Regions from separate parts of the Mus musculus genome. Here region 1 is linked to region 2. The links are chromatin loops, found by intact Hi-C in ENCODE. Cell type or tissue: heart. All regions are shown on one strand. Each heading gives the region's core, and the rest is flanking DNA. Links, peaks and the distances in the headings are about the cores only. Region 1 holds the start of Rps4x (ribosomal protein S4, X-linked). Region 2 holds the start of Pin4 (protein (peptidyl-prolyl cis/trans isomerase) NIMA-interacting, 4 (parvulin)).

Region 1 (15,552 bases), core at 4,138-12,137, 70 kb after region 2:
AGTTGCTCCTCTCCGCCCTCGAGTCTCCAGTTCCATCTCTCTTCATAACGCTCAAGCAGCTCCAATTCTCTTTGTCTCCCATCTGTCCACCACATACTTGCACATCGTGGTGGATTCCACTGCAGGCTGGTCGAATGGCTGGCATGTTCCTGGGTGAATCCTCCACCTGTGCTGCATGGTGTGGTGGCAAGCAGGTGCCGATGACTCTCTTGTGCTGTGCACTGGAGGGCAGGTCTGTGGGTAACATGGCAGTCCTTGACACAGGTCTGTATCTGTATCTTCCTCCGCACGAGCTGCACTGCCTGGATTTACTTTGATTTGATTTTTATGAGTCCTAGGCATAAAACAGCTTTGGCCACCAAGCCAGATATTAATCTAGGTTGAACATCTGTTCTGCCCCTGACACCACCACCAAGGTGTCTCTTTGCCCATTGCTGGGGTGGGGGTGGGGAAGTGAGTGAATTTTATATTGTAAAACAGTCGTAATCCTGTGAGTACACAAATGAAAGGTTTGGATTAAAAGCGGTGTGTTTGCCTGACAAGCTGATGGGGCAGACTTGAAATAGAATGCAGAAACATCTGAAAGAGAGGCCTCGGGGCATGCTTGCCGGTAGGGAGGATTATCTTGATTATATTCATTAAAGTGGGAAGATTCATTCACTTTGGGCAATAGGATTCCCTAAATGGGATGCTGGGCTGCCTAAGTGGAGAACAGTTGCTGAGCAGCACGCAGGGACTGCATCCATCCCTCTGTTTCCCATGGCAGATGTGATATGACCACCTCTTCCAGCTCCTTGAGTTCCTTGCCACGATGGACTGGACTAAACTAAACCTTCTCTTCCTTAATTTGCTTCTGTTGCAGCCTTTTATCATCCATAACAAGCAAAAAAAAAAAAAAAACCTTAAGATACTGCTACAAGGTGTGTCTAAGGTCAGTCTGAACAATTTGGGACAATTTATTGAGCCTTTGTCTCACAATAAAAGGAGAGCAGGAAACTGGGGGCATGGTTCAGTAGTAATTTGTATTTGGGTTCGAGGTGTAGGTCAGTTGGTAGAATGCTTGCCTAGCATGTACAAAGCCCCTGATTCAGTTCCAAGCATCGTATGTACTGGGTATGGTGCAATCCCAGCCCCTGGGCGGCGGAAGCAAGAGGAGCAGAAACTCAAGGTCATCCTCAACTGTATAGCACGTTTGAGAGCAGCATGAGCTACCTGGGACCTAAGGGTACAGTTCATTAGTCACAGACTTGTCTACCGTTGCTTGCCCAGCACCTGGGCGGCCTTAAAGTCAATCTTCAGCATTGAAGACAAACAGCATTGGGTAAGAATCCCCTAGTTATAAGGAGTTCCCAATGGAATATTGGGCCTTATTTTAGATTTTTTGCGTGTATTACCTACATGTATGTATGTGCACTATGTGTGTAGATGATTGTGAGTTGGCATGTAGGTGCTAGGAACTGAACCTAGGTTTTCCCTAAATGCTCTTTAAAAAAAATAAATAAATCTAGGGTCTTACTATATATATAGCCCTGGCCTGGAATTCATTATGCGATCAGGCTGGCCTTGAACTCATAGGGAATCCTGTCTCTGGCTCTGCTGGCAAATATTAACTTTGGAGCCATATCTCCAGCCTGTTGTGTTTTATTTGTTGGTTTGTTTTTTGGTTTTTTCGAGACAGGGTTTCTCTGTATAGCCCTGGCTGTCCTGGAACTCACTCTGTAGACCTCGAACTCAGAAATCCGCCTGCCTCTGCCTCCCAAGTGCTGGTATTAAAGGTGTGTGCCACCACGCCCGGCCGAGTATAGTGTTTTAATCTTTCTTTTGAGTAGTACTGGGGATTGAACCCAGGACCTCATGCATACTGGACTCATATTTAGTAGCATACTGTCTTGTGATTCTGGGTAGTGGCAGCAAGCCCCAATTCTCATTCTGCCATATGATCTCCAGGGGGAGTAGCCAGTGCTCTATAGTGTTCTGTTGCTGAAGTTTGGTAGGTTAATGGTACCTATTGGAGTTTTTGAGGCAGGGTTGCTTAAAACTCAGAAGGGCTGCAAACTATGTAGCTGAAGATGCCCTTGAACTCCTAAACCTGTCTCTACTTCCCAAGGGCTGGGATTACAGGTGTGGGTCACCACTCCCAGTTTAAGTTAGGCTTATTAAAATCCAACTTTGATTTGTACTTGTTTTTAAATTCCAGTGGGTGCCACCACATTAGTCCCCCTTCTCATTTCTTTTTAGACAGTGCATACAAACCATTTTGTTTGGAAACCTACTATAGCTTATTCTAATAATTCTAATTTTCCACCTGGGGATTGGTAACAGCCTGACTCATGTTGGCTTGATCACATTAACTAGCACCATTCCCCTGCCCAGAGAAAGCCATCCCTGCCCTGCCGTGTAGCTTAAGTCATGAATGTCCTGCTCCCTCTCTAAACCATAGGCACACATTAACTAAGGCCACTTTCCCTAAGTATAAAGTATCTTTTTCCCTAAGAAACTTAAGGCAGCCAGGTGTAGTGGTTCACCCTTGTAGTCCCAGCTATCTGGGTCAACTTCTGAAAACAAGAACATCTGTGTGGTAGCTTACCAAACAAAGCAAGGACAGCAGAATCCTAACAAGCAGAAATGGAGCTTGTTTCTCTAGGTGATTTGTACTTGACACTGACCTTTTGGTATGTTTGAGAATGTTCCTAATAGAACTTCCTCCATACCAGTGTAAAGTGCTGTTGATGTAAAACCACAATTCTAACCTCAAAGAGGTTAAGAGATTTTCTTCTGGATCCAAATATGAGAGATTATAATAGCCCAGGAATAGAGATTCAGGTTTCCCCAAATATCATTTACAATGGGACTGGGTAACAGCCCTGGTTTTATAGTATTGGAACAAAGAGAGGCAGGCAGAATAAAGGGAAATCTCTGCTGTAGAGTTCACTCTTGTTTTTTGAGAATATCTGTTCAGAAAACACCTATAATCCCAGCAATTGAAAAGTTGAGGCAGGCCTAGGTCACATATTTAGGCCCTGTCTTTTAAATTTAGAGAAACAGCAAGTATTGAGTGAAATTTTCATGGGGAGGTGTCAACATCTTTTAACCCCAGATAGGTCAATAACCAGACAGAGCAATGTAAAGATTCCTCCACCAGAGTGCAGCTTGGAGGACCATACTGTGTTGTGTTAAAAAGCATACCCAGGTGAGAGGTAACTTATCATCTGCATTACCTCATCATATCATCATGTCCCAGGGCATCATAAAGGATGGATGACCTTATGGAAGCTTCACTACGGAGCTTCCCAAGATCACCTGCAGCTGGAGGGCTGCTGGGAGTGATGAAGGGAAGCAGTTAAGGCTCCTTTGTGTCTCTCTAACTCAGGAGTCGATAGCTCCATTACTATTATCACCAGCACATAGCTAGCCTTTTTTTCCCACTCATTTTCTAACTTATAAAGGTCTGCTTTGACACACATACCAGCTGTTCCTCAAATCTTACTGCCAACAGGGGTACAAAGCCCATCCTGCTGCTGGGACATAAACCATACTGGATAAGCTTGTTTATTTCAATCCATCTTATCTCAGGGATATTTGTCAGCCTCACTGCTGACACATGCTTAAGATTTTACAAATCAAGCCAGAAGGAGGCCCCCAGAGACAAACAAATCAAGGCAATAACTCTTGGGAGAGACTGATAAAATTTCAGAGCAGGCCAAGTGATGAACAAAACCTACCACTTCTTGAGACAGGCCACCCAGCTTCATACCAGTGCATTAGGGGTGGGTTGGGGGAGACACTTTTTTTTTGGTATACGTTCAAGACTTTGTATATTCACTCTACATGGGTTTGTTTGGGAGGGGGTGGTGGGTATGTGACAACCAGTTGGGAATAATAAGGCTGTCTTTTGCTAAAAGGCAAAAGAGGCTAGGTATGGTAGCTCAACCTATAATAGCATTCTAAATGCAGAAGACTCACTCCCAGGTTCTACACCAGCCAGGACTAAGCACTCAGTCCACTTACAAAGAGCATAAGCCCAGTGATAGAAGTCAAATTCATTAGAAACACCTAGGACTTGCTAGGCACTACATGATCTAAATGAACCCGAGTATTTATGTCCAAAAAACATCAACAAATTATGTTTGAGAAAAAAAAAAAAAAGCAACAGCAAACCAAAAGTAGTTTCACCATGCTGTTTAATCTAGCATGTATGTTGCCTAGAAAGGCTTGTACAAACACTTTTCCAGCATGTCTCCTAGAGACCATTTCACCCACTGCTCTGTTTGGCCGCAAGCCTCTTGTCTCTCTCTTCAGCAATGGTGAGGCGGATTCCTTTTCCTCTGGGAAGAGAGATCCATGGTTTGTTACCCTAGAAAAAGAATGAAGAAAACCCCATTAGCAGGATGGCACAGGACACAATTGTCACTTTATTTCTTAGATCCAAAGTCATGGTGGCTGCTGGGCAGGTGGTCCTGAGACTCATACCACAGTGTATATATATCACCAGCTGTGGTTGCTGTGGCTATTCTATATATGGACAACAGTACCCTTCATACTTAACACCACATGATCATTTATTTCTAAGAAAAATACCCACAAGCTAGTAAGATTTATTCCATTACTAGCACTGCTCATGAATCAAACTGCTATGGCTCATTGGTTCTATTAACTCCAAAGATGCTCAGCACTGTCGTCTTTCCATGCTTCCAGAGACTGCTGGGAGAGGAGATCCAGACTTACCTTGCCAATAACAAAAATGTTGGACAGCCGAGTGGCAAAGCTGTTGCCATTGGCATCTTTCACATGAACCACATCAAAAGAGCCGGGATGTCTCTCTCTGTTGGTGATTACACCAATTCTTCCCAAGTTAGCACCTCCAGTCACCATACACAGGTTCCCTAGGAGGGAAGAAACAATCTGCTTCAAGCACAGCACACCACAACAATCACCAATGTAACAAGCTTACATTAAGGGAGCGCTTGCTAAATTTGCACAAAGCCCCAGGCTCCATCACCAGCAGCAGTGCAACTGGTGCCCCAAACCAAAGTCAAGTCAATTTAGCCCTCCCACCAGTCTAACTTCTATAGATCTGCAGCCTCGAGATCTGCTCCAACCCCTAACTGCAGCTAATATAAACGAAGGTGTCTGTCTACGCGAGGAATTCTCAAGTCCTGACTGAGTACCTCTTGCCTGGATAACCTCCAGTTCCAAGACACACTTTGGTTACCATTGTCATATTCCAGGGACCATGTCGGCACCTTAAAGGTGGTTACATCACCATTAGCCCAAGAATGGGTGGCTCTCAGGACTGAGCACAGCAGGCAGGCTATTAAGAGTTAAACTTCCAGCCTTCCTTTTTATTCTAAGACAGAGTCCCACCTGACTTGTTCAGTCAGGCCTTCAACCTCCCATCACACCTTTAACTTGATCAGCTGATAACAGTTTTACACTAATAGGTGGCTTTCGTACCTCTTTTCAGCCACCAAGCATTTAGACCAGTGAAAGTGATAAAATTCCTCAAAAGACCCCGCACCAAGCATCAAGTGATTCACAAAGCTCAACTAAACTTACATTTGGGAAAAAACCCCAGAAGCTCAAACTTACAAGCCACCGAGGGGACAGCTGCTGCTTACCAGTGTCAAACTTGATGAAGTCAGTTATTTTGCCTGTCTCCAAATCAATCTGAATGGTGTCGTTCACCTTGATGAGGGGATCAGGGTACCGAATAGTACGAGCATCATGGGTCACCAGGTGCGGGATTCCTTTTGTGCCTACAAAGATCTTTCTCACTTTGCACAACTTGTACTAGAAGTATAAAAGGGTTAAATACATTTAATCTAACTCATATATACCTTGTTATAGTTGTTTCTGGGGCCAATCCCCAGCTTAAAAAAAAAAATCACATTTTGTGCACTCTGCTCCAAACAGCAACGGTATTAGCAACTTGTCTATCAAATCAAATTTCTAGTGGTCACTGGACATGCCCTTCAGCCTACTGACAACAAGGCAGCATGTAAGAAAACCAGAAGCCACACCATCAATTGAATTAACCTTCATTTATAGCCATTAATTCAAGCCCTAAACCTACGTGAAAAGCCACCTAAAACTGAACTAAGCAAAGATAGTAAATTAAACCAACGCCCCAAAGATTACCGGTTTCTTGTACCTCTAACCCACCCAAAAAGCAAAGGTAGACCCACAAATGGAGACATGGCAACATGCCAAATAGATTGCCAACTCCTTTATGTTCCAAGGAATACTTCAAAATTAATCCCAAGAAAGGATGTCGTGTTTCTACAAGACACCAAAAGTCAGTGCTCTAATTGCCACAAGAAAGCTCCACCCCAAGATATCTAGCAACAGACCTTACAGAGGCTGAGGGGCTGGGGTGTAGGTCCGAGATCAAGCATGTGCTTTGCCACGTGAGAAACGGGGTTGAGTACCCAGTAAGTTAAACCATGCAACAGGTCCCCATCGATCTCATCTCTAGGCACACAATTCTAATGAAATCTGTTGACTCATCTCTCACTTCCATGATCTAACTTAGAAACTAATTTTAGAGGAAACTACCCAGCCCGCTTGCCACACCAACCTTGGCCTCCTCCGGTGTAATACGATGAACAGCAAAGCGACCCTTGGTGTCATAGATCAGACGGAAGTTCTCTCCGGTCTTGTCAATGCTGATGACATCTGATATCAAAGAATAAGGTTACCACAGCAACCCTCACTACACTCCTAACTGAGCTGGGGGATGTGTGTGTGTGAGCCCATTTTATCAAGACTCCACATAAACTTTAAATGGGAATTTGGGTTTCAGAAGCTATCCCCACAATATTTAAGTAACAGCCCAACAGAGATTCTGATCCAGTAGGTCTGTATGGGAGAGTAGCAAGAAATTCAAAATTTAAAAAGGAATAAAAGCCCAGTAGCCAAACCTCTCCATATTACCGTGCCAGGGTAGGGGTGAAGACGAAGACCAGGAAAGCCTGGCACTTTCCCAGTCACCTGCCACTATTGGGAGTTAAGGGCCTGTGGCCACTACCGATCCTGATTACTCACCCATAAACCCAGCAGGGTAGGTTATATCGGTCCTGACTTTCCCATCAATCTTAATGAATCGCTGCATGCAAATCTTTTTTACTTCATCTCCAGTCAGGGCATACTTAAGTCTGTTCCTTAGGAAAATGATGAGAGGCAGGCATTCCCTCAGCTTGTGAGGACCAGTGGATGGACGAGGAGCCTGGAAAGTTTTAGGAAAATTACTACACCAAAACTTGGGTTATTTTACATGGGGGGGGGGTCGCTAGAAGATTCCTCAACATTTTCTCCTCCAAAGAATGAGGCCTGCTACTTTGAGACCTGAGTCTATGTATCCACCATCAGTGTACTATGGAATACATGGAGTAGATGAAACAGATGTATCAAAATTGAGGTAGGACACAGGTCTTTAAGACAGCCAAAGATTCTCTACATTCAACTCCACAAATATGCTTGTTAAAGGTATGTCTACCTTTCACACCACAATACTTACAAACACGCCAGTCAACTTATCCAGCATCCAATGTTTTGGAGCAGCTACACGCTTCAGGTGTTTCTTGGGACCACGAGCCTGGAAGAAGTTTTCAAAGTAACGTTGTTACATTGTTTCAGGTCTTTCCAGCAAAGCCTACGGCGTAAATCCTTCAATGAACTGACTTTCGAACTTTCCCAATTAACAAAATGTGGGCAATATTGAAAGCGCCGGGTCCCAGTAAAACGTAGAAAAGACAGATAAGCATCAATAGGCCAAACCCAGTATTCGCACCTTAGCGATTCCCATTTTTTACAGTTATGCCAGATGTCTCCATTATGCCTGCTCACAAAAATTAGCCTTTCATAGCACACTTGCGAATTACCCAGTGATTCAACCCTAGACGCACAGGCAGATAGGGACAGAAAATGGCCCAGGACCGTATCTCAATTGTCAATCGAAAAGTATAGTATTAGAACACAGCCATCTGGATCGAAGGTTTCTGGTACAAAGATAAACTCTAACTCCGGCACTGGCACTACCACGTGTACTGCTCCTTTGTATACTAAAGAGTCGAAGTTTCACATTCGAAAGCGGAAGGAAGCTTTTTGTAATGCTTCGTACACTTACCAGCTACACAACATATAAAGTAAGTCCGTGCCAAAAGATAGACAAATGCACAAGTAAGAGCTAATCCTTCAAGCAGACCCTGCGCCCACATGCCCAAAGCTTCAATCTGCACTCCCGGGCCCTCGAAGTTCTTCCCCAAGTGGAAAAGCATTTCTCCCTGGGCAAGGGGATGTGTGATTAAGCCCAAGGCCTTGCTTGCCCTCTGCGGCAGACTTCCCATCCTAGCTCAGACCAGTATTCTCCCTTGCCGCCAAGCCCATCTCTGCCAGCCTGCAGCAGAGCTGCTTTCGCCTCCACCCTGTAGTCGACCGCGGGAGCCCTGATAACCCGGGCAGCATCGGTCAGGGAGGATGGAAGCCGATGCAACCCAAGAGCTCGCTGTACCCCTGCCTTACCATGGCTGCGCTAGGAACGGAAAGAGACTCGCCTTCTTCCGGCGAACGAAGAAATTAGGGTCGGAGGCTGCGCGCGCGCTGGAGCCTGGGTTGCTCCGCCCAGCCTCAGACTTTCCCAGCGGGCGGGGACTCTCTCTTGCCATCTGCTGGTGGGAGGTCAGAGGTCCCAGGCTGGGAAACTGAGGCTGAGAGAATCTCCCAAAAACTGTTTTTCCTCAGTCCTTTCTCTTCTTTGTGCCGAGTGATGAGTGCTGGGGATACCCAGACCAATCGCACCAGATAACTGCCCGCAAGGAGAGTTCTGTTAGATGGCTGAGTGATAAAAAGATACATTTTAATACTCGATACTTTTCTTATACAAAGTTTCTCTAATCTTCCAGAGTTACCAGTCCAATCAGCCAGCCCCATGCTAAGCGAAAGGTTTGGCCAACGGCATGTTTCTCTTTGCTTTTGTAAAGATTGCTGAGGCACTGAGCCATCCAGGGTGAGATGGTAGGCTCTCTGCTTGAACCTGGCATCCTGCGCATCCACTCCTGTAGAACACATTTGACATTTATTGTACTGTAAGTGGAAGAGAGGGAACATTAGAGAGTATCTGGTTTTGCCTAGCCAGTATGTAGACCTAGCTGTTCTACTTTTGAAGCTGCTGTGTTAGAGTGGTGGCACTGGCTGCCCTTCATTCACCATTTTCTGCTCTCTTAGTTATCTGTGGCCTCCCACAGGTCGATGAAGTCTGCCCATCATAAACCCAAAGATCCAGTCCCTTCAAACTATTATGAAAGGGGTATTTTTCAGCCTCACCTTTCCTCTTTCTCCTGTCCCTCCCCTCTCTCTCATATGTGTGTGTGCAGTTGTTATCATTTATTTGTTATCATTAGTGGCTGCTAGGGAATGAGTCACTTTTTCATATATATATATATATATATGCAAATGAAATATACATTTTGGGGGGGGGGTTCGAGACAGGATTTCTCTGTGCAGCGTTGGCTGTCCTGGAACTCACTCTGTATACCAGGCTGGCCTCAAACTGAAATATACATCTTGAGACAGAGCCTCATTATGTAAGCCAGGGTAGTCTCAGACTCATCATTTTTCTGCTGAGAGTTGAGTTACAGGCATGCACCCCCACAGTCTATATAGTACAAGCAAGCAGACTATATCTTTATTTTTAACTTTTGAGACAGGCTCTTCTAGACAGGCTAGGCTGACCTGCAGCTTGAGAGAGGTCATCTGCCTCATCTTCCCAAGTGCTGGGTGATACGTTACTTCGCCACTGTAGGTGAAATGAGACAAATCAAGCAGAATTAGATTATATTAAATGCAGGTTTATTGGAAAGGTGCTCTCGGGCAAGTTCACTGGCCCCAAGGACTGAGGCTAGGGGAGTCACAATGGGAAGGAAGAGATGGGGGGAGGGGGAAGAGAGGGGAGAGGGAAGAAAGAGGGGAGGAGAGAGAGGGGGAGGGGAAAACAGAGGGCAGGGGAAACAGAGGGGGAGGGGGAAGAGACAGGAGAGTGGGAAGAGGGAAGGGAAAAGAGAGGGGGAGAGGAGGAAGAGAGGAGAGAGAGGGAGGGAGGGGGAGAGAGAGAGGAGAGAGGGGAGAGAGAGAGAGGAAAATATCTGGATTATATAGGGAGCTTCTGGGGAAAAGGCAGCTCACCTCCTGGGCTGGGAAGTTCAGGCTTGGGGGCAGGGTCTGCCAGCTAGGGATTGAGGGATGCGGGGAGAATCTGGAGGCCAGGTCTGCTTTCATATGTAAAATATGCACCTCAGTCTCCTGTCCCAGGGTCTGGGATGATAGGCATGTGCCACTATGGCCAGCCTATAGTTTTATTTCTTTTCTTCCTCTTCTTTTTTAAAGATTTATTTATTATTATATGTGAGTACACTATCACTGTCTTCAGACACACAAGAAGAGAGGGCATCAGATCTCATTATGGATGGTTGTGAGCCACCATGTGGTTGCTGGGATTTGAACTCAGGACCTTTGGAAGAGCAGTCAGTGCTCTTAACCACTGAGTCATCTCTCCTGCCCCTTATTTGTTTGTTTGTTTGTTTGTTTGTTTTTCGAGACAGGGTTTCTCTGTGTAGCCCTGGCTGTCCTGGAACTCACTCTGTAGACCAGGCTGGCCTCGAACTCAGAGATCCACCTGCCTCTACCTCCCAAGTGCTGGGATTAAAGGCGTGTGCCACCACTGCCCGGCCCTAGTTTTATTTTAATTGATATATACCAAGTGTACAGATTTATGGGGCACAGTATTGCATGTTTATGCATGTATATAATGTATAATAATCAGCTCAGAGCAGTTGCCACATCTTCACCTCAGAACTTTATAAATTCTTTGTGTTGGAAGCATTCAGTATCCTCTCTACTACTTCTTTTGAAGCATCCAACCAAATCGTTTCAACCATCACTACCCTACTGTGTATCTGTTCACCATCCTTTCCATCCTCCCCAGGTGCTGTTAGCCACTAGTCTTTACTTCTTTGTGATTAGCTTTTAATACAATTAATTTATTTTCTAGTCTTATTTATCTTATTCTTGTTTATGACTGTTTGGTGTCATGTAGTCTGTGCACCACTTGCATGTCTGCTGTTCCCAGAGGTCAGAAGAGAACCTTGGATCCCCTGGAACTAGAGTCATGCATAGTGTGAGCTGCCAGGTAGATGCTGGGAGTTCAACTCAGGTCCTCTCCAAGAACAAGTGCTCTTAACAGCTGAGACATCTCTCTAGCTCCTTTATATACTTAAAAAGAAATAATATCATCTTGATTCTCCCACAGTTGTGTGTGTGTGTGTATGCACACACACAAGTGTATAATGTATTTTGGTTGTATTCACACACGCCCATTCCCCCTTTGCCACCTGCTTCATGCTCCCTCTGGGGCCCTTCTTCCCAATATGCCCTCTTCATACTTGTATTTTTTGTTTTTGTTTCTGTATCGTTTTTTAGACGCAGTCTCACTCTATAGCCCCAACTGTCCTGGAACTCACCAGAATGCACAGCATCTGTTTGCATCTGCCTCTGGAGTGCTAGAGTCAAGACCATGCTCCACCACGCTCCTCTTTCTTTCTTAAAATAACTCACTGAAGTAACTGAGTGTAGTGACACAGGGCAACAAAGTGAAACCTCCATCTCAAAAGCAAAACAAAACCCTCCACAAAACCCAAACAACTAAGTTCGTTTGTTTGAACTTAAATTTGACTTGCATGTGCGTGGGTGTGGGTTTGTTTCCTGGACCATGGGTAACTTAACAGTGACTATATCCCTGAAGAAAAATGACTCTTCCGAAGCCATTAATTCTCTAATGAAGGATGAGGCCTCATGAGCCCCTCCCCCATTCCATGTTGGAATGTTAATGACTGGATCTTTCACAGGTCTTATGCAGAAAATTACAGCTGCTGAATTCAAGAGGACACTGGCCAAGTCGTACCTAGAGGACAGCACTCCTTTCCATCGTCTGGCTCCTAAATCTCCCTCCCCTTTCCACCAGGTTCCATTACCCTGGGAGCTCTGTGTGTGTGTGTGTGTATGTGTGTGTGTGTGTATGTGTGTGTGTGTGTGTGTGTGTGTGTGTGTATGTGCGCGCGCGCGCGCGCGCGCAAGGTGCATGCTGTTGTCCCATTTCAGCCTGAAAGATCCACACTTTTGAGGTTGACTCTTTCTTTTTTCTTTCTTTCCTTTGGTTTTTGAAGGCAGGGTTTCTCCGTGTAGCCCTGGCTGTCCTGGAACTCACTCTGTAGGTCAGGCTGGCCTCGAACTCCCTGAGCTCCACCTTCCTCTGCCTCCCAAGTGCCGGGATTAAAGTCATGCGTCACCACCGCCATCCGCAGAGGCTGGCTCTTTCAAGACTGTCTGTGGACCCCATGATTTCTCAGCTTGGAACTGCTCTGAACAGTCCAGTCCTCTTCATGGTACCACCTAATCCCACTCCTCAGCTTTAGAGATGCCTACAGCCCTGCTTTCTGGGGTTCTGGGAGCTGCCCAGGCCCTTTGGGTCCTCCTCCTACTTTAGTTTCAAGACGGAACTAAGGTGCCTGTTTAACATTTCAAAGGGGAAGCTAGCATCCCTCCACCCCTACTTGTTATAGGGCCCTCCTGGCTGGCACACCCTACCCACTACCCTAAGCTCTGCAGCTCAGGGGCCTGGGCTGCTCTTCCTTATATAATCCAGACATTTTGGTTACATGCTCTCCTTTGGACCTCCTGACTGCTGCACCTGGTTTCCCTGCTCGCCCTTCTTCCTTCCCCTCCCCCATCTCCCCACATGGAGTCTGGGCATGCCTACTCCAGATGTTTCTGCCTCTGGCTATGCCCACTCACATATCTATAATAAACTTTTCTCCTCCATCATACCTAGGAGTGGTGATGTTCCTTTCCTCTTTCCTTTCCTCTTTCCTTTCCTTTCCTTTCCTTTCCTTTCCTTTCCTTTCCTTTTTTCTTTTCTTTTCTTTTCTTTTCTTTTCTTTTCTTTTCTTTTCTTTTCTTTTCTTTTCTATTCATTCAGTGGTTAATACCTTGTTCTCCTTGCTCCAAAGCTCAGCTCCAGCACTTAGTTCAACAGGCAGGAAGGAGTGATTGACTCATCTGCTGTCTTACTAAACTGAACATCCCCAGGACAGACCTGTCCTAACTCATTCGGGACAGCTGGCCCATCACCACTAACAGAGAACTTGACACTTCATCCAGTACTTGGTAAATAGTTGCTGAGTGAATAATTTTTTGGGGGGGGGTTGGTCTTTCGAGACAGGGTTTCTCTGTGTAGCCCTGGCTGTCCTGGAACTCACTCTGTAGAGTTGTTGTTCCAGTTGTAGGCTGGCCTCAAACTCAGAAATCTGCCTGCCTCTGCCTCCCAAGTGCTGGGATTAAAGGCGTGCACCACCACTGCCGGGAGAATAAATTTTGTCAACAGTCTTCTCATCTTGCCATTCTACTACACTATTCCTCCCACACCTGAGCTCCTGACTCAAGAGGTTCCGTTTTACAAATCTCTGCCTCTGTATTCCCTTTCCCCATTAATAATCTGCCAAGGAGCAAAAGAAAAAATTGCTTAGCTCTTCTCCCTAGATAGTGCTAAGTAGGAGGGAGAAGAAGTCTTTGTTTAAAACTAAGGCAACATCTCTAGTAAATTATGTTAGAACTAATTATTGGAAAGGAGCAATTAAGTTGGGCATGATGCCACACACTTGTGATCTCAGCACTCTGCAGGCTGAGGTAGGCAGGAGGATTGACAGTTTGAGGCCAGCCTGGGCTATATGGTGAGACCCTGTGGCAAGAAACAAACAAAACAACCAGGCACAGCTGACTGAATAGAGGGCTAGGAGTAAATCGGAGGGGGCAGGATAATGAAAGTTTGTATGATTTTTAGTCTTGGGATAACTGAAGAGAGCGGTGTGATGGGATTCAAGGAGAAAGGTCCAACATAGTGGTGGACCCTGCCTGTAATGTCAGCACTTGGGGAGGCAGAAGGAGGAGGATAAAGAGATCAAAGTTATCTCCTTGTCTGCTTAACAAGTTCAAGGCCAGTGTGGATTGTGTGTGTGTGTGTGTGTGTGTGTGTGTTTGTGTGTGTGTGTGTGAGAGAGAGAGAGAGAGAGAGAGAGAGAGAGAGAGAGAGAGAGAGAGAGAGAGAAGGCAGGAGACGATCATCTTGGGAGTGAGGGACAACTGTGGGATATGGCCAGAGCTGAACTCTGGATGAAGTTCACACAGCTCATTGGAAAGGCTGGGGAGGTGAACAGCCCTAACTCTTGCCTCCCAGGCTGTTGGTTTATTTGTTTTTCTACCACAGCTTGTCAAAGGACTTGAGGGACTCAAAACATCCTTTTCAATATTTTCTCTTCTCTCTCAATTTGTATTTATGCACAAATGAGATTATAACAATAATAAAGGGAATTTGGAACGTGGTAAGTAAATTGCAAACAGTACCTCCCCAAACACCGTGAACACAACATCTGTCTTCATTTGTTCCCTCTCCTGTGCTTTTTCTGATCAGTTTGTGCACATGCATACTTTTACTTCATTTTAGTCCTAGCATTTTGTATTCTGCTTTTATTATATTAGAAACACGCACTGAGTCAGTACATAATTTCCATAATTATCATTTTAACAGCTGCATCATATTCCACTAAGTGATTACTCCATAATTAACAAAAGTTCTCTGTTGTTGAACATTTAGTTTCCTTTTCTTTACATCCTTACGTTTTCTTTATTAGGAATATTGCTATGATGGACAGAGTTGTCATAATCTTCCTCTTTTTCCTCCTCCTCTTCCTCTTCCTCCTCCTCCTCCTCTTCCTCCTCCTCTTCCTTCTCCTCCTCTTCTTCCTCCTCCTCTTTCTTCTCCTCCTCTTCCTCCTCCTCCTCTTCCTTCTTGTTTTTTCAAGATACGGTTTTACTGTTTAGCCCTGAATGTCCTGGAACTCTCTGTAGACCAGGCTGGCCTAGAACTCACAGAGCTACACTTGTCTCTGCCTCCCTGGTGCTGGGACTGAAGGCATGTGCCACCACCACCTGGCAATATTTATTTTTTATGTGCAGTGGTGTTTTGTCTGTATATATGTCTGTGTGAGCGCTTTAGAGACAGTTGTAAGCTGCCATGCAGGTGCTGGGAAGTGACCCCGGGTCCTATAGAAGAGAAGTCACTCTAATCACCGAGTCATCTCTCTAGTCCTGGAAAGCTTCTTTTAATAGCCATTTCCTTTAGTTGGATTATTGCCTTAGAATAAATCCAGGGCTGGAGAGATGGCTCTGTGGCTAAGAAAATGTATTGCGGGGCTCAGCGGTTAAGAGCATTGACTGCTCTTCCAGAGGTCCTGAGTTCAATTCCCAGCAACCACATGGTGGCTCACAACCATCTGTAATGGGATCTGATGCTCTCTTCTGTTGCCTCTGAAGACAGCTACAGTGTACTTGTCATATATATATATATAATAAATAAATAAAATCTTTTTAAAAAAGAAAATGTATTGCTCTCTTTTAAAATTTGTATTTGTTTATTTATTTTATGTGTATTAGTGTTTTGCCTGCATG
Region 2 (15,552 bases), core at 3,118-11,117:
CAATCTTGTGGAAGAGTTCAGATCCCAGCACCATGTAACAAGGCAGGCGTCCTGAACATGCCTACAGTCCCAGCTATGAAGGGAGACAAGGCAGGAGTCCCTCTGGTGCTTGCTTCTTTCCAGCCTAGTTGAGAAAACAGAAGCCCCAGGTTCAAGGAGCTATGCTGTCTGGAGAGACGGCTCATTGGTTAAAAGCATTGCTGCTCTTCCAGAGGACCTGAGTTCAATTTCCAGCACCCACATGGTGGCTCACAAGCAAGAAATCCAATGCCTTCTTCTGGTGTGCAGATGTATATGCAGACAAAATACCTATATACATAAAGTACATAAATAAATAAACCTTTCCAGCACTCAGGAGGCAGAGGCAGGTGAATCAATCTCTCAGTTCAATGCCAGCTTGGACTACAGAGTGAGTTCCAAGATGGCCAGGGCTACACAGAGAAAAACCCTGTCTCAAAAACACAAAATGAAGAACAAACAAACAAACAAACAAACAACAAAACCAAAAGCCCTCAGTCTTGAAGCATAGTTATCCAGATCGGTCAGTCTTGGTATCACAGGAGGGTAATCTAAGCATTCAGGAGGCAGAGCAGTAAGGTCACACATTTGAGGCCAGTCTGGGCTACAGTGAAAAAATCCTGTCTTAAAAAAATTTTAAACATAAAAAAATAAAGAAATGAAAGCACCCCAGGCAGGGAGAACAACATGGAGGGCGAAGAAAGGGCTGTAAAATGGTACCTGGGTGTCGGGAACCCAAGGGGGTTAGCAAAACATCAGACTGCAGGTATCAGCATAACAGGCCTTGGGGCTGCAGGCTAAAGACAGGGGCACCATTCTGTTAGATGAAGGAGAACCACTGAAGGCCTCAGTTAGGAGAGTGACAGTGTCAGATTTCTGTATCTGAGAGCTGCCTTTAAATGCCACTGGTGGGTAAGAATCAATGCCGACACTGCTCCAAAGGTATATAAAATGTGCAGGAAGCTGGCAGGGGGAAGGAGGAGAAGGGCCAGTGCCTAAGAGCATTCGTGAGGAAGTTAACAGTATGACTAATCAGGTGTCCAAGAATGGAGTTCACTGAACTCTGGACGTCATTTTGAAATGCTACAAAAATGGCTAGCAAGATGAATCATGGAGTGAAAGCACTTCCTGTCAGGTCTAATGACCTGAGTTAAATCCCTGAAACCCACATGGTGGAAAGGGAGAGCACACTCCTACAGCTTAGTCTCTGACTCCAACACTTGCTGTGGTACATGCATGAATACATACATAGAGGGGTGGGGAGGGGGAGAGGGAGAGGGAGAGGGAGGGAGAGAGAAACAGGGATAGAGACAGAGATGGAGAGGAAACAAACAAATAGATACATGTTTCCATTTGTAGTGTTTATTCTTTTGATGGAGGGTCTCCTGTGTAGCCCTAGTTGACCTGGACCACCCTATGTAGACCAGGCTGGCCTCAAACTCATGGAAATTCATCTGCCTCTGTCTCCTGAATGCTGAAGTTAAATGTGTACACCACAAGGCCCAGGCATAAATAATAATTTTTTAAAAAAAAGAAATGCTAGAACAACAACCAAAACAAAGAAAGAAAGATGGGTGAGTGTGGAAAAAAAAATCTAACATGTTCACTATAGAGAAGGCCCAGTTTGGTGCCTGTAGTCTCAAGTACTCCAGAGATGGGATCATCACTTAAGTCCTAGAATTCAGGGCCAGCCTGGGCAAAATAGCAAGATCTCAAAAAGGGGGTTGGCTTATGGAGATTGCTCAGTTGAGAAAGTGCATACCATATAAGCATGAGGATTGAAATTCAGTCCTCAGCGCCCATTTGCAAAACTTGGTGCAGTGGCACAAATTTAATCCTAGTTCTGGAAAGGTGGAGACAGGAGGCTGGCTCCTTGAGGCTGGCTGACTAGCCAGCCTCACCTAATTCAGTGAGCCTCAGGTTCCCAGAAGAGACCCAGGGAAGTCTCCAAAACCATGATGGATAGCTCCCGAGGTTGACGTCTGGCCTCCATGTACACCACCATCTATGGATGTCCCAGGCATGGAAAAGAGTTCCACAAGTCAAGGTAGGTACACAAAGCTGTCCTCAACACCCACTCTGCTCAGCTACAGTGCTCCCCTCCTGCACTCCAATCTCTACAGGGTTCCTCCTCCTGACCTCCAGGCTTCTGGGACCTGGGAAATCCGGAACATCAGATGGGGAGGGTGCACACTAGGCATGACCAGTATGCTCCTGCATAAGCCAGAGATTGGCTTCATTTATTGTTTGTTGTTTTTTGTTGGTTTGTTTTTTGGTTTTTCGAGACAGGGTTTCTCTGTGTAGCCCTGGCTGTCCTGGAACTCACTTTGTAGACCAGGCTGGCCTCGAACTCAGAAATCTGCCTGCCTCTGCCTCCTGAATGCTGGGATTGGCTTCTTTAATGTCCTGCTATAGGGCACATTTTTGGCCCTCACAGTGCCCTCCAATGGTCCCTGGGTAGCTGAGTTGGGGAACAGACACGGGCAACAGGGGAAGCTAGGCATCTGTGGGTTTCCTTCTGGAGCTGGAAAGCACCATCTGGGTGACACACATACCTGAGAGACCAACTCTGCCACAGAGCCCATCTAACAGAAAACTTGGAGCAGATCATTGACTTCTCCAAGCTTCTTCCTCTAGAGTGATAGTACCATCTTACAAACAAATCTGCTGGGGAAACACAAAGAGATGTAGCTCAGTGGTCAAAAGCATGGGTGAGGTCCTGAGTTTAAGTCCCAGCTCTGCATAGACAAAACCAAAACAACCAACTAAACAAACAAATAAACCAAACCAAAGTCACACAGAAGCTGAAGAGAAAGCCTCTGTATCCTAGAACAATACCATTGATGTGGGTTGTTCTCTACTGTCTCTGGAAGAATCCACCCACTTGATACATTGCTTACACAATGCTAAAGAAACAGGGATAGAGGTCTATCTCTCTGCAGACCTCTTGAAAAATCAGTTACTCTCTGCCAGGCAGTGGTGATGCATACCTTTCTTTAATCCCAGCCCTTGGAAGGCAAGTGCATTTTTGTGCCTTTGCGGCCAGCCTGGTCTACAGAGTGAGTTCCAGGACAGCCAGGGTTACATAAAGAGACTATGTTTCAAAAAAAATAAATAAATAAATAAATAAAAACAATCAAAGTAACTAACAAAGAGTAGAAAAGGGTCACATCTGATGATTGAAATCAGGGAGAAAAACAACCTGATTAAGCATAATTAAAGTTCTGCTCCACCACATCAGCTCTTTTCTACTCTTGATTGCAGAGTGTAGGGCCCAGAGATCCCTATGCACGGTCCACTGGGATGAGATCAACGTGATCTCTCTGTTGTTGTTTCGAGCTTTTCTTATCAGAGTATTGTTGGGATCACTAACAGATGAGAAACCATAGCCTCTTGCTTTTGGTGCAGGTGGAATGGGCAGTGAGTCTGGGCCAAGGTTTGTGAACCTTTTTTTCCCTGGGAAGAGGGCTGCCAGCTTCCCTTCTTGATTTCCCTTGTTCAAACCATGCGTAGATGCCTCAGTCAGAGCAGATAATTACGAGAAAATACAGCTAGCAGCCATTACTGGCTGTGAGTCACTCCTGCACTCCAGCCGATGTTACCATGGTTTCCAGACTGCATCTTCCTCTTCTCTGCTCCCTCTGCCCTCTATTCAGCTAATTTGTCACTCTGCTTCACAGTCCTCCACAGGCCGACTCCACAGATTGATGCACACTTAACCCTGTAGAGAAGTGGGCTTTTTTGTTGCTTCTTTCTCTGATAACATTACCCTTTTCTTTTTCTACTGTTTTTAAGATAGGCGCTTATGTATCCCAGGCTGGCCTTGGCTATAGAGCCAAGGCTGGACTTGAGTTTCTTATGTACCTACCTGTATCTCCTAAGTGTCAAGAATTAAAGCATGTACCACTTATACCTGCCTATTGCCTTTCTTGAATTAAAAAAAATACATAACAAGAGATATAACAGCATATGTTAACAGATGAAAATGAAAGTTATAAATTCACATTTCAAATACTGCAATTTTCACCATTTTTTTCACCAAGTTTTTTATGATGTATACTGGATAGTTGACATCATATATAGCTTTTGGTTGTTTGTTTCTGGTTTTTCAAGACAAGGTTCTCTGTGTAGCCCTGTCTGCCCTGGAACTTGCTCTTAGACCAGGCTGGCCTCCAACTCAGAGAACTGCCTGCCTCTGCCTCCTGAGTACTGGGGATTAAAGGCATATAACACCACCACCTACCTATAGTTTTTTTTTTTTTTAAGCTAGGATCTCATGTAGCCCAGGCTAGCCTCAAACTCACAATGTAGCTGAGGATGGTCTTGAACTTCTGATTCTCCCACCTCTACCTCCCAAGACTATATGCCAACACATGCATGTTGCTGGGCATCCAATCCAGGGCTTCACATGGTGCTGGGCATCCAATCCAGGGCTTAATACTTGCTATGCAAGCACTCAACCAACTGAGCCTGAGTACACGATTTTATATATGTCCGGTTGGACCTGCAGTGGACAACTGTTTATTCTTTTCCTGGAGCTATTGCTCTTCAGGCACTGCTTTGGACAAATTCAGTCATACACACAGGCTTGATTATTGTCTTTGTAGCCATGATTATCTACTGCAATACAGTTTCACAAGGTTCCAAGTCAGCTGTATCATCCATTCAAGTTTTGTCCTGTTCTGCATGTGTGTGGGTGCATGTACACATATATGCACATAAGTGTGTGAGCATGTGGAGGTCAGAGGTCAACCTTGAGAGTCATTCCTCAAGAGTTCTCCATCTTTTTGAAATCAAGTCTGTCACTGGGACCTGGGAATTGCTGTTTCAGATAGATGAGTGATCTTCCTGTGACCGACTCCCTAGCACTGAGATGATGAGCATATACTGCCACACTCAGGTCCTCACGCTTGCATGGTGGGCACTTCACTGACTAAACCGTAGCTCTGGAGCCTGTTTTTAACACCCCCACCCCTGTTTGACAGATCCTAGCTGTGTAGCCCAGGCTGACCTCGATCTTTTGGCCTCAACCTCCTTAGTGCTAGAGTGGTGTGTACCACCATGGCCAGCTTTCATAATGACTTTTCACTGAGGCTTGAATGCTGGCTTGCCACGTTCCCACTCCAACACTGGTGCAGCCACTGCTTACAGGGAAGGCCAGTCCCAACTAAAATCAAAGCAAAAGCAAACACAAAGACATAATCTGATCCACTTGGCCCTAAGCAAGAATCAACCATATTACTGTTGACTACCCCACCCCATCTCTCAACCAGACCTGGGAAGTCAGTAGATGGGGGTTGGGGTTCCATTTCTGATGTGGAAAAGCAATGATCCCTTCCATATCGGGAACCTTCTCCACAGCTGATACTATCAATCTGAAATAAGGAGGGACCAAAATTCATCCAGAAGTCATAGCATCATAAAACAAAGGGGCCCACGAGTCACCTCCACATCCAGCAGAGACTATTCAAAAGCTAAATTTAGCTTAGGTTGGTGGGACAGGCCTATAATCTAGCATTCAGTAGGCAGAAGTGAGAGGATTGGAAATTTAAGACCAGTTTGGGCTGCATAGTGGGATCCTATCTAAAACAAACAAACAACAACAACAACAAAATTTTAGCCTGGGGTGTGGCTCAACCATAAAGCTCTTGCCTGGCCTTGGTGAGGCCATGAATTTGATCACCAGTATTGCAAAAACAGACAAAAACTAAGCTGAGTCAGATAGCCAAGATAGGACAGTGATCTCATGGAATAGAGGGAAAGATGTCATATACGAAAATTATTGGTAGAGGAGGGGAGGATTGTGGGGGAAAGAGAAAAATGTATCCAAGTGGCACATGATTCCCACCACTTGAGAGGCAGAAGCAGGAGGACATAGTAAGTTCCAGAACAGTCTAGGCTACTAAGCAAGACCTGGTCTCAAAAAGAGAGACTGAGTGAGAAAGAGAGATCAAGAGCACATTGGGATGCAAATTCAAAAGCTATTCATCTTAAGTAAACGCCCCCAGTTAGTCATCGACTATGAAATTATTTCTCATGATACTCCATAAGCAGATACTTTAACAACACCATCTCGCAGAAGATGGAAACTGAGCCCAAGAGCGTCTTCAAGGTCACAGGACTAGTAGAAGGGGTTTTAAAGCAGGTCATGTGCCTCCAGAATCCAAGCTTTAAATTGCCTTATGCTGTGCTGTCATACAAACTTTGAGCTGGAAGGTGGTGGCACATATCTTAAGCCCCAGCAGTTAGAAGATAGAGGCAGGCAAATCTCTGTGAGTTCCAGGACAGCCAGGGCTACATACAGAGAAACCCTGTATCAAAAGAAAAAAGAAAGGAAGCAAAGAAGGAAGGAAAGAGAAAGGAAGGAAGGAAAAAAGAAAAGAACTCTGGAAAAATACAGAGACATGAATACTATATAGATTGACACGAGTGGTCACATGCTATCCTGCTGAACAGCATTAATGCCTTGTTTGTCTTTTAGGTGCATAGATTATGTTCTCCAGGATATATAACTTTAAAAAATCACATTCTACATCTTGGTCTATAATCTTCCTTAAGGCTATTTCTGTACACACAGCTTATAATCGTTATTTTAAAATTAATTTAGGCTGCTTCCAATGTTTCTCCATGACAGACTTCTGCCTGTCACAGGCAATGGGATGATAGGCTTTAAAAAAAAAATTCCATCTTTTGTACCCCATCAACTACTGCTGCAAAAATATAAACAAACAAGTAAGTAAGAAAAGCCATTAGGGAGTGCAGGTCTGTGTCAGTCGGAGAGAGGACGGAAGAAGGCCATTATCTAAACTCCCTCTGCTGTCCCTTTGTCTAGAATCCCCAAAGCAAAAGCCCACGCCAAAGAACTGCAGTGGCCTGAGGCTCGCACTGCGCATGCACAAAAAAGTGGGCGGGGCGAGAGAGAGCAAAGAACAAGTGCAAATGAGGGCAAGTAAAAGCTTTGAAGAACAGAATAGAGGCTGCGCTTTCTCGTCTCTGGGCAACCTTTGTTCCCGCCTCCCCGTAAGGCTTCGGCTTCTCATTGGTCTAACATCTCTAGCTCCTATAGGTCAAAGAACCAAAGGACTGGGTCTGTTCCAAGCTATGCCTGATTCTGGAACCGCAGCAGAAATAGTTGATTGTGACGCTGCTTTCAGGCATTGCGGAGGACATACCTGTGGGGCCTGAGGGGTCCTTTTGCTAGCACCGGAACAGTTGCCGGAGAGTTCATCCGCCAGCTTAAGAGATGCCGCCGAAGGGGAAAAGTGGTTCTGGAAAAGGAGGGAAAGGTAGACCTGCCGAGACAGTCATGGAGCGAGCGTAGGGGTGGATGGGGAGAAGGACAGGAGTAGACCTGCAGCTGTGTGGGGTGGGGGAGGGAGGTGATCATAAGCCGGACAGCAGGGCCACCGGGAGCACCCTGAGCCGCTGTGGTTTATGTTTGGGCTTCTTGTGGTAAGGAAAGATCAGTGCGTGAGGAGCTGCTGTGGTTCAGGGTATCCATGAGGTTTCAGTGCAGGGACCCTCGTGGCGGGCAATAGAAGCTGCTGGGGATGGTTCCTCGTGACCTGGGGTTTATTCCCACTAAAATTGAATCTGATGAAACGCCAGCAATAAAAGGAAGCCTACACTAGTGATCAATCTAGTCCATCTAGGCCTCTTAACAACTAACAGGACGTACCTCCCCCCCCCTCCCCTCCCCTACACACACACATGAGGAGGGACTCGCTTCTTGAAGACCGTTGTTGGGGACAACATTGTGCTTTCAGGCTAGAAAACTAAGACAACTCTTATTCATCGCTGGACAATGTGGGGAAGATAGTAGCCTCTAAGTACTGTGCCGAATGTAGTTGTGAGAGTTATGTTATAGAAGGTGGAAAGAGGGTAAAGAAACAAACTGGAGATACTTTGGGCAGGCTGAGATAAGCAGCAGCAATAGGGTAAAGAGTCCTCAACCCGGAGAGGCCAGCCCCAAAGGCAGTTTAGTATAGCATCGCTGAAGTAAAACTTCAAAACAAATAAGCAAGTTGGGGAAATTAAAACAGAAGAAAACTAAATCATGAGGTGTGCTGTATATGGTGTTAATTAAGGTTGGTTAGGGGCCAGGAGGTCCTTTAAAGAGATGATTTCAAGCCGGGCAGCGGTAGCGCACACCTTTAATCCTAGCACTTGGGGAGGCAGAGGCAGGTGGATTTCTGAGTTCGAGGCCAGCCTGGTCTACAGAGTGAGTTCCAGGACAGCCAGGGCTACACAGAGAAACCCTGTCTTAAAAACAAACAAACAAACAGAGAGGGGAGAGTAGTGAGGGAGAGAGAGAGAGAGAGAGAGAGAGATGATTTCAGTAGTTCTGGTAAGAGAGAGAGTTGGCCTGAACTAAGATTGTGGTTGTAGGAACCCAGAGAAGAGACAAATAAATGGAGTGTAGTAGAGTGATACCCCAGAGGTCCAAGGAACCAAGATGTTGTAAAGAAAGGTCTGAGAAATGGGTGAGGCACTGCAGAGACATGCCACAGCAGTGGGAGGCTGAGGAGGACCTGAGTGTGAGGTCACCAGGGGTACACTGTCCTTTAGCTGCTCAGCTCCTGTTCATCCATCAGGTGGTACCTGGCTAGCTGACATATGTGTTCCCTTCCACAATTTCTCGCTTGTCGGACTCTCAGAATGTGGTCTCTCTTCCTCACTGGGATACGAGCTCCTTGGCTGCGGCTTTGAATCCTATTCACTGTGTACCCCCAAGAACTTGAACTGGGGAATTATTTAGGAAACAGTTGTTAAACTAAATACTTAATTTAATCTTAGACACCTTGGCCTCTAACACTTAATATGCTGCCTTCGACACAAAACTTAAAAGAAGTAAGATGTGCTACCAATGCTTGATAGCCTGAATGTAGCAGATTCCAGGAGGATATCAGTAGCTGTTGTGGTAGACTGAAGGGGAAAAGAATGCACACACACACACACACACACCAAGCACTCTGAAATAAAACCAAACCCCTCAAAATGCATTGTTGGAGATTTTGCATGTTAGAATTTCAGGTGTCAAACACACTGTCACAGAATATAATAGAAATTGTATTATTTTATATAATGGCAGTGTTAAGTTAGAAGGCAAGATTTGGAATGGAGTCTAAAGAATCTGGCCCAGGCTTCTGGAGTGCCTGCATCCATGCCCACACTCATTTCTTTATCTGTTTTCTGTGAAGTATTTTGTTCGGCACATTTCCTGTTATTAGAGATGAGTCACAGAGTAAGTTAACTTGATTGCATGACTCACCATGTAGCCTTTTGGAACTTGGGGCTGTAATGGATGGGTTACCTTGTGTTATGAGTTGGACCTATCTATAAATGTCAAAGTACAGTCGAAATGAGTTCCTATCCTCTCTTTTCTAAAGGAGGTGCAGCCTCTGGGAGTGACAGTGCTGACAAGAAGTCTCAGGGTCCTAAAGGTGGTGGCAATGCAGTAAAGGTGAGTTATCTTATGTGTCTCCTCTTTTCCATGTAAAGTATTAGTAAGTGGGTATGCATAGAAAAGACAGTGTGAGTAACCTGTCCTTATCTATGAGGCTTAATACTAAGTTAAATTCAAGATGATACAAAACTGGAAACCAAAAACCAGTCTCACTTTTAAAAGGTAGAATTTTCACACTTCTAGCACTGTTCCTTTAAATGTGTTAACTTAGCGACTGGGGTTTCAGCCTCGGTCATTAAAGTGCTTGAGAAAAGACCTAAGCCTAGTTGGTGAGTTTCAATCCAGTGAAAGACCCTATCTCAAAACGAAAAAGGGGGTAGATGGCACCCTAGAAAGGATTATCTTCTGACCTCCAGATGCACATGCACACACATTTGTTACTTTGACCATGGGTGGGAGATAGTCCCTGTCTTGGTTAGGGTTTTACTGTTGTGAACAGATACCATGACCAAGGCAAGTCTTATAAAGGACAACATTTAATTGGGGCTGGCTTGCAGATTCAGAGGTTCAGTCTGTTATCAAGGAGGGAGCATGGTAGCAATCCAGGCAGGCATGATGCAGGCAGAGCTAAGAGTTCTACATCTTCATCGAAGGCTGTTAGCAAAATACTGGCTTCCAGGCAGCTAGGGTGAGGATCTTAAGCCCACACCCACAGTATCCCACCTGCTCCAACAGGGCCACACCTCCTAATAGTGCCACTCCCTGGGCCAAGCATATACAAACCATCACAGTCCCCAGATTATTACTGGAAGCGCTTAAGCAACCAATCCCATGGGAGTGTCTGCAAACAGAACTGTACTACTATGGCTATCTAACAAGGAGTTTCCATGTTTGGGTCAGGATACAGGAGGTAAAAGAAAATAGATTTCATTGCTTCTGCCTACAAATTCAACCATACACATGCAGCATAAAAGGGGGAGAGAAAGATGGAGAGAAAATGTGAACTGAGCTGTTCTACTCAGTAGACCTATGCCTCAGAAATATAGCAGAAGATGAAGTAGTCATTGTTACAGTCTGGAGTGGGAGGCATCTGGCTCTGTTGGGCTTCCTGAAAGCTGGCATGTTGGTCTTCATAATGGATAAGGTTATTTGGGCTATGTGCACTCTTTACTGAGTTGTACTGACGATCAAACCTTCCAACCTATGAGACTACTGTAGCACATATAGCTTCAAGTAGCCATCTGGTCCCCTCACAAAGAGCCAAGTCCAGTATGGCACTATGGTAGATAAATGGAAAAGAATGGCATGTAATTAAGGTAGGAGGGTAGATCAGGATTAAGTTTTTATTAAGCTTTTTGTTTAATGCCTTTATATTTTAGCCTGATTCCCTCAATAGTAACATCTTCTAAAACTATAGTTCAATGGCATGGTCAGAATACTGACACTGATTCAGAATATTGAGCTACCCCTCAAGCCTTCCACCCTATATAAAGAGCCTCCTGTTGCTCCTTTATTTTTGTAAAGATTTATTTTTATTTATATGAGCACACTGTCACTGGCTTCAGACATACCAGAAGAGGGTATCAGATCCCATTACATATGGTTGTGAGCCACCATGTGGTTGTTGGGACTTGAACTCAGGACCTCTGGAAGAGCAATCATTGCTCTTAACCGCTGAGCCATCTCTCCAGACCGTGTTGCCTGTTTATAACTTTATAACTCCTTCTGCTTTTACCCCAACACATACCTTTTTTTTTGTTTTTTGGTTTTTTTGTTTGTTTGTTTTTTGAGACAGGGTTTCTCTGTGTTGCCCTGGCTGTCCTGGAACTCACTCTGTAGACCAGGCTGGCCTCGAACTCAGAAATCCACCTGCCTCTGCCTCCCAAGTGCTGGGATTGAAGGCATTCGCCACCACTGCCCAGCATACTTTTTCTTTTTGAGACAGTCTTCTTTTGCCCAGGGTGGCCTCAAGTTCATTATGTAGCAAAGGATGGCTTTGGATTTATGACCCACCTGTTTCTACCTCTCAAATGCTGGAATTAGAGGCTTCTAACCTATCCCTGTCTTTCTATCCCATTTTGAGTGAGTTTTTTGTTATTATTATTTTGTGTGTGGGGTGGGGTTGTTGTTTTAAGACAGAGTCTCACTGTGTAGCCCTGGCTATCCTGAAACTTACTATATAGACTCGGCTGGCCTCAAATTCACAAAAATCACCTGCCTCTTCCTTCCAAGTGTTAGAACTGAAGGCGTGTGCCACTATGCCCAGTCTTTAATACTTTCAAGAATGTAACATTGGATGGAATCATATAGTTTATGACCTTTGGCGAGTGTCAGTGTCATTTTCTGGTGGTTCCATTGCGGTTGTTGTGACAATAGTTTGTTCCTGTGTGTTGCTAAGTTCTGTTTCATGATATAGAAGTCCCACATTTGTTTTAGCCTTACCTGCTGAACGATATTAGTGGTTTTGTTGTTTTCAAATGTTCTGGCACCACAAGAACCCTAGAAGCAACCACACCCCTGTACCCACATGCTGTTCTGTGTCACTAGGAGCTGTGAGTCACACCTACTGAGGCTCCCTCTTTCTGTTCCCTATCTGTTGAACTAGATTTCAGGTTCTAAAACCCACTCTGCTCCCCAGCACCGCCTAGCTTCCATTATGTTCTGTCCTCCATATCTTCTTTCACTAGGGAGCCTTGACTGCTTTTCCTCATACGCATTCACCTGCTAGCCCTCACCTTGGGGTCAGTCCAGTAGGCCACTTTCTCTGAACTGAACCCAAACTTCTAGGCCCTGCTCGGGAGACCCAGTCTTGGTGATGGGAACCCCAAACCTGGTTTGTAACTCTAGCATGGATGGCCCTCAGTGTCGCTCCGCAGCTCTTTCTTTTTCACTTCAAGCCACCCAGCACTGAGCTACAGTCAGCAGGTAACTTGAGCCAGTGGTTCTCAGCCTGGGTGTTGAGGGCTTAGCTTGCTATATACCTGCAGAGCTAACCTCCAGTGCCCACGGGCACCTCAGGTCTGCTGCATCCGGTTCTTTGGACTTGGGTCCTGGACCTGAATGTCTTCAGCTCTGGAGGTTTTTCAAGTGTGCTGCCAGAGTTAAGCAAACACCAGTCTAGTCTCAAGGGTTGCTAACGTGAGGATTTAATGCGATCCATTCATGGAAAGCACTTAGCACTTTGAAGTTGGCTTTAATTCAAGGAGAGCTAAAAGAACAAAGAGCTAATAGTATAACTGAACTAAGCATCTTTCTTTGAGAAAGTTGTTTTCAAAAATCTTGAACATAAATGACCTGAATGAACAGCAAAGGAATTGAAAATCCCTTAAATGAGCCAGGTGTGGTGGCACACGCCTTTAATCCCAGCACTCGGGAGGCAGAGGCAGGCAGATTTCTGAGTTCAAGGCCAGCCTGGTCTACAAAGTGAGTTCTAGGACAGCCAGGACTGTACAGTGAATCCCTGTCTCGAAAAACCAAAAAAAGAAAAAAAGAAAAAAGAAAATCCCTTAAATGAAAATGTACTGATTTCATGTTTTAAAAAAGTTAGTATTTTCATAATAATATTTATAATGCTTAATTATATAGTCATTAATTTAGTTTGATATTAATTTCATTGTTAGCTATTAATAATTTACTGTGATGGTTCATATATGCTGGGCCCAGGGAGTGGCATTATTAAGAGGTGTGATCTTGTTGGAGTGGGTGTGTCACTGTGGATGTGTGCTTAAGACCTTCAACTCTAGAAGCCTGGAAGTCAGTCTTCCACTAGCAGCCTTCAGATGAAGATGTAGAACTCTCAGCTCCTCCTGCACCATGCCTGCCTAGATGCTGCTATGCTCGCACCTTGATGATAATGGACTGAACCTCTGAACCTGTAAGCCAGCCCCAATTAAATGTTGTCCTTTATAAGAGTTGTCTTGGTCATGGTGTCTGTTCATAGCAGTAAAACCTTAGCTAAGACATTTACCAAGGGGTAGAAGGCTTTGGTCTTCAACTCTTACCAACAACATTTATTTTCCTTGGTGTCCTGGGTTACATCCCTAGCATCTTCTCTCTCCTCTCCCTCCGTTTCTTGCTTATTTAGTTAGAGTTCTTAGTCCAGGTTGTCCTTGAACTCATTATGTACCTAGGACTGACCTAGAACTTATGATCGTCCTTCCTCAGCCTCTTAGGTGCTGGGTTTATGGGTATACACTGCCATGCTCAGTGAGAGAACCAGTCTAGAAGTTGTAGTTAAATCAGATTGAGATCTGAGCGATTCTTGTCCCCCCAACATGCTGTCCTTTGCTGTCCAGCTTGCATACCTGTCTCCTCTGGATAGGACTAGACACATTCTATACAAGCTGTGCTTGCCAGCAACTCCTTTTTTTTTAATGATTTATTTATTTTATATATGTGAGTATACTGTTGCTGTCTTTAGACACACTAGAAGAGGGTATTGGTCCTATTACAGATGGTTGTGAGCCACCATGATGTAGCTGGGAATTGAACTCAGGACCTCTGGAAGAGCAGTCAGTGCTCTTACCTGCTGAGCCATGCCAGCAACTTTTATAACCTGAATTCAATCCCCAGGATTCATGTGGTAGGAGGAAAAACTGACTCCTGCAAATGTCTTCTGACTTCCTCATGAGTATTATGGTACACATGCATTCTTAAACAAACATACATAGTCAATAAGAGGGATACATTTCTTTCAAATGGTGTTTGTTGGGCTAGAGAGATGACTTTGCAGGTAAGATGACTCTGCTCTTTTGGAGAACCTGATTTCATTTCCTCGAACCCATGCCAGGTGGCTCACAGCCGACTGCAACTCAAGTTCAAGAGAATCTTGTATCTGGCCTCCGCAGGCAGAGGGGAAGTCAGAAGACAATTGCAGGAGTCAGTGTTTCCTTCCACTATGTGGGTCCTGGGGATTGAACTCAGGCAGCAGTTTGTTGATACTGGTTGCATAGCTTCCTTCACAATCACATGTGAACAGTCTTGGAGGCGTAAAAACATGCCCAAGATCATACAAGAGAGCTGGAATTGGACTCCAGGACCCAACACTCAACCATTACATTTCTTCTTCCAGTTACCATTGAAGTACATGGAGAGGATAGGAGATTCTCACAGGCTGCTGTCCACTTTCATCTAAATCAAGGTTCTGAGATACTGTTTGATGCAGAAATGGGTTTGTGGCAGTCACTCCTGTGGGCAAACTTGTACTATGTTCAATGACTGTGAGTTAGATGAGATGTTTTGTAGTGAGCAGGGATAATTCAGATGTGACTCTTGTACCAAGAAGATTCATATTTTTCTCCAAGTACTAACAGGATATGCTTTTCCCTTGTAGGTCAGACACATTCTGTGTGAAAAACATGGGAAAATCATGGAAGCCATGGAAAAGTTAAAGTCTGGGATGAGATTCAGTGAAGTGGCCACACAATATAGTGAAGATAAAGCCAGACAAGGGGTATGTTGCTCTTTATCATTTGAATGTTCTGTCACTAATTTTAGCAATATCTTTGTTTCAAGAAAAGTAGAAATGTCCAGCTTATGGGACTAAGGATGTAGCTAAATGATTGGCATGAAGAACCTTTCACAGATGACTTCTGAATGCAGCAGGATTTTGAGCGTGCCTGCTCCATCCAGTCTTAGACGGCCTCCTGCCATTTGTCCCCTGGGAGACAATGCCTACATAGCCAGATGAATAATACAGCCCAGTGAGCCATTGTATTCATATTGGGAAAACTCTTGGAAGCTGCAGTAGAACTGCTCTCTTTTCTAAGGCCACTTCACCTGGTATTATTTATCTTTTGGATTTTTCAGGGTGACTTGGGTTGGATGACCAGAGGATCCATGGTGGGGCCATTTCAAGAAGCAGCGTTTGCCTTGCCTGTAAGTGGGATGGATAAGCCTGTGTTTACAGACCCACCAGTTAAGACAAAATTTGGATATCATATTATTATGGTTGAAGGGAGAAAATAAAATCACATGAAAGACTGACTAAGTGTTTTCTATTTTGTTGACCTCTTTAAAAGGTATGAAATAATCCTCATGTTTTGTGAACTGTCAGTGTGGGTTCGTAGGTAAGATTGGGTGGGTAACAGTTAGTATGTAGTATAATCACTTTCAGTTCTCAGGGCTGA

Evidence for each region. Hi-C counts contacts between places; a loop is a spot of excess contacts. Peaks named below come from ENCODE experiments on the same cell type or tissue, not always from the same donor. Only the 100,000 strongest peaks of a DNase experiment are listed, where the experiment ranks them.
Region 1: it touches region 2 in a loop (6-fold over the local background); 2 of 42 quality-filtered maps call a loop at or near these places.

The regions. Positions count from the first base shown.
Region 1 is chrX:102,180,778-102,196,329 of GRCm38, forward strand. Rps4x (ribosomal protein S4, X-linked) reads right to left here and starts at 8,614. Exons shown (of 7, transcript NM_009094.2): 1 at 8,521-8,614; 2 at 7,517-7,594; 3 at 7,045-7,225; 4 at 6,578-6,675; 5 at 5,619-5,790; 6 at 4,726-4,883; 7 at 4,164-4,354. The coding sequence starts at 8,523. The coding sequence ends at 4,253. It also overlaps the pseudogene Gm9103. In heart, for the core only: a CTCF peak has its summit at 8,666 (motif pointing left); a DNase peak (open chromatin) is centred at 8,554; H3K4me3 peaks cover 2,860 bases; H3K27ac peaks cover 1,397 bases.
Region 2 is chrX:102,112,261-102,127,812 of GRCm38, forward strand. Pin4 (protein (peptidyl-prolyl cis/trans isomerase) NIMA-interacting, 4 (parvulin)) reads left to right here and starts at 7,209. Exons shown (of 4, transcript NM_027181.2): 1 at 7,209-7,304; 2 at 9,408-9,481; 3 at 14,757-14,876; 4 at 15,233-15,413. The coding sequence starts at 7,262. The coding sequence ends at 15,391. In heart, for the core only: a CTCF peak has its summit at 6,851; a DNase peak (open chromatin) is centred at 7,071; H3K4me3 peaks cover 1,585 bases; H3K27ac peaks cover 923 bases.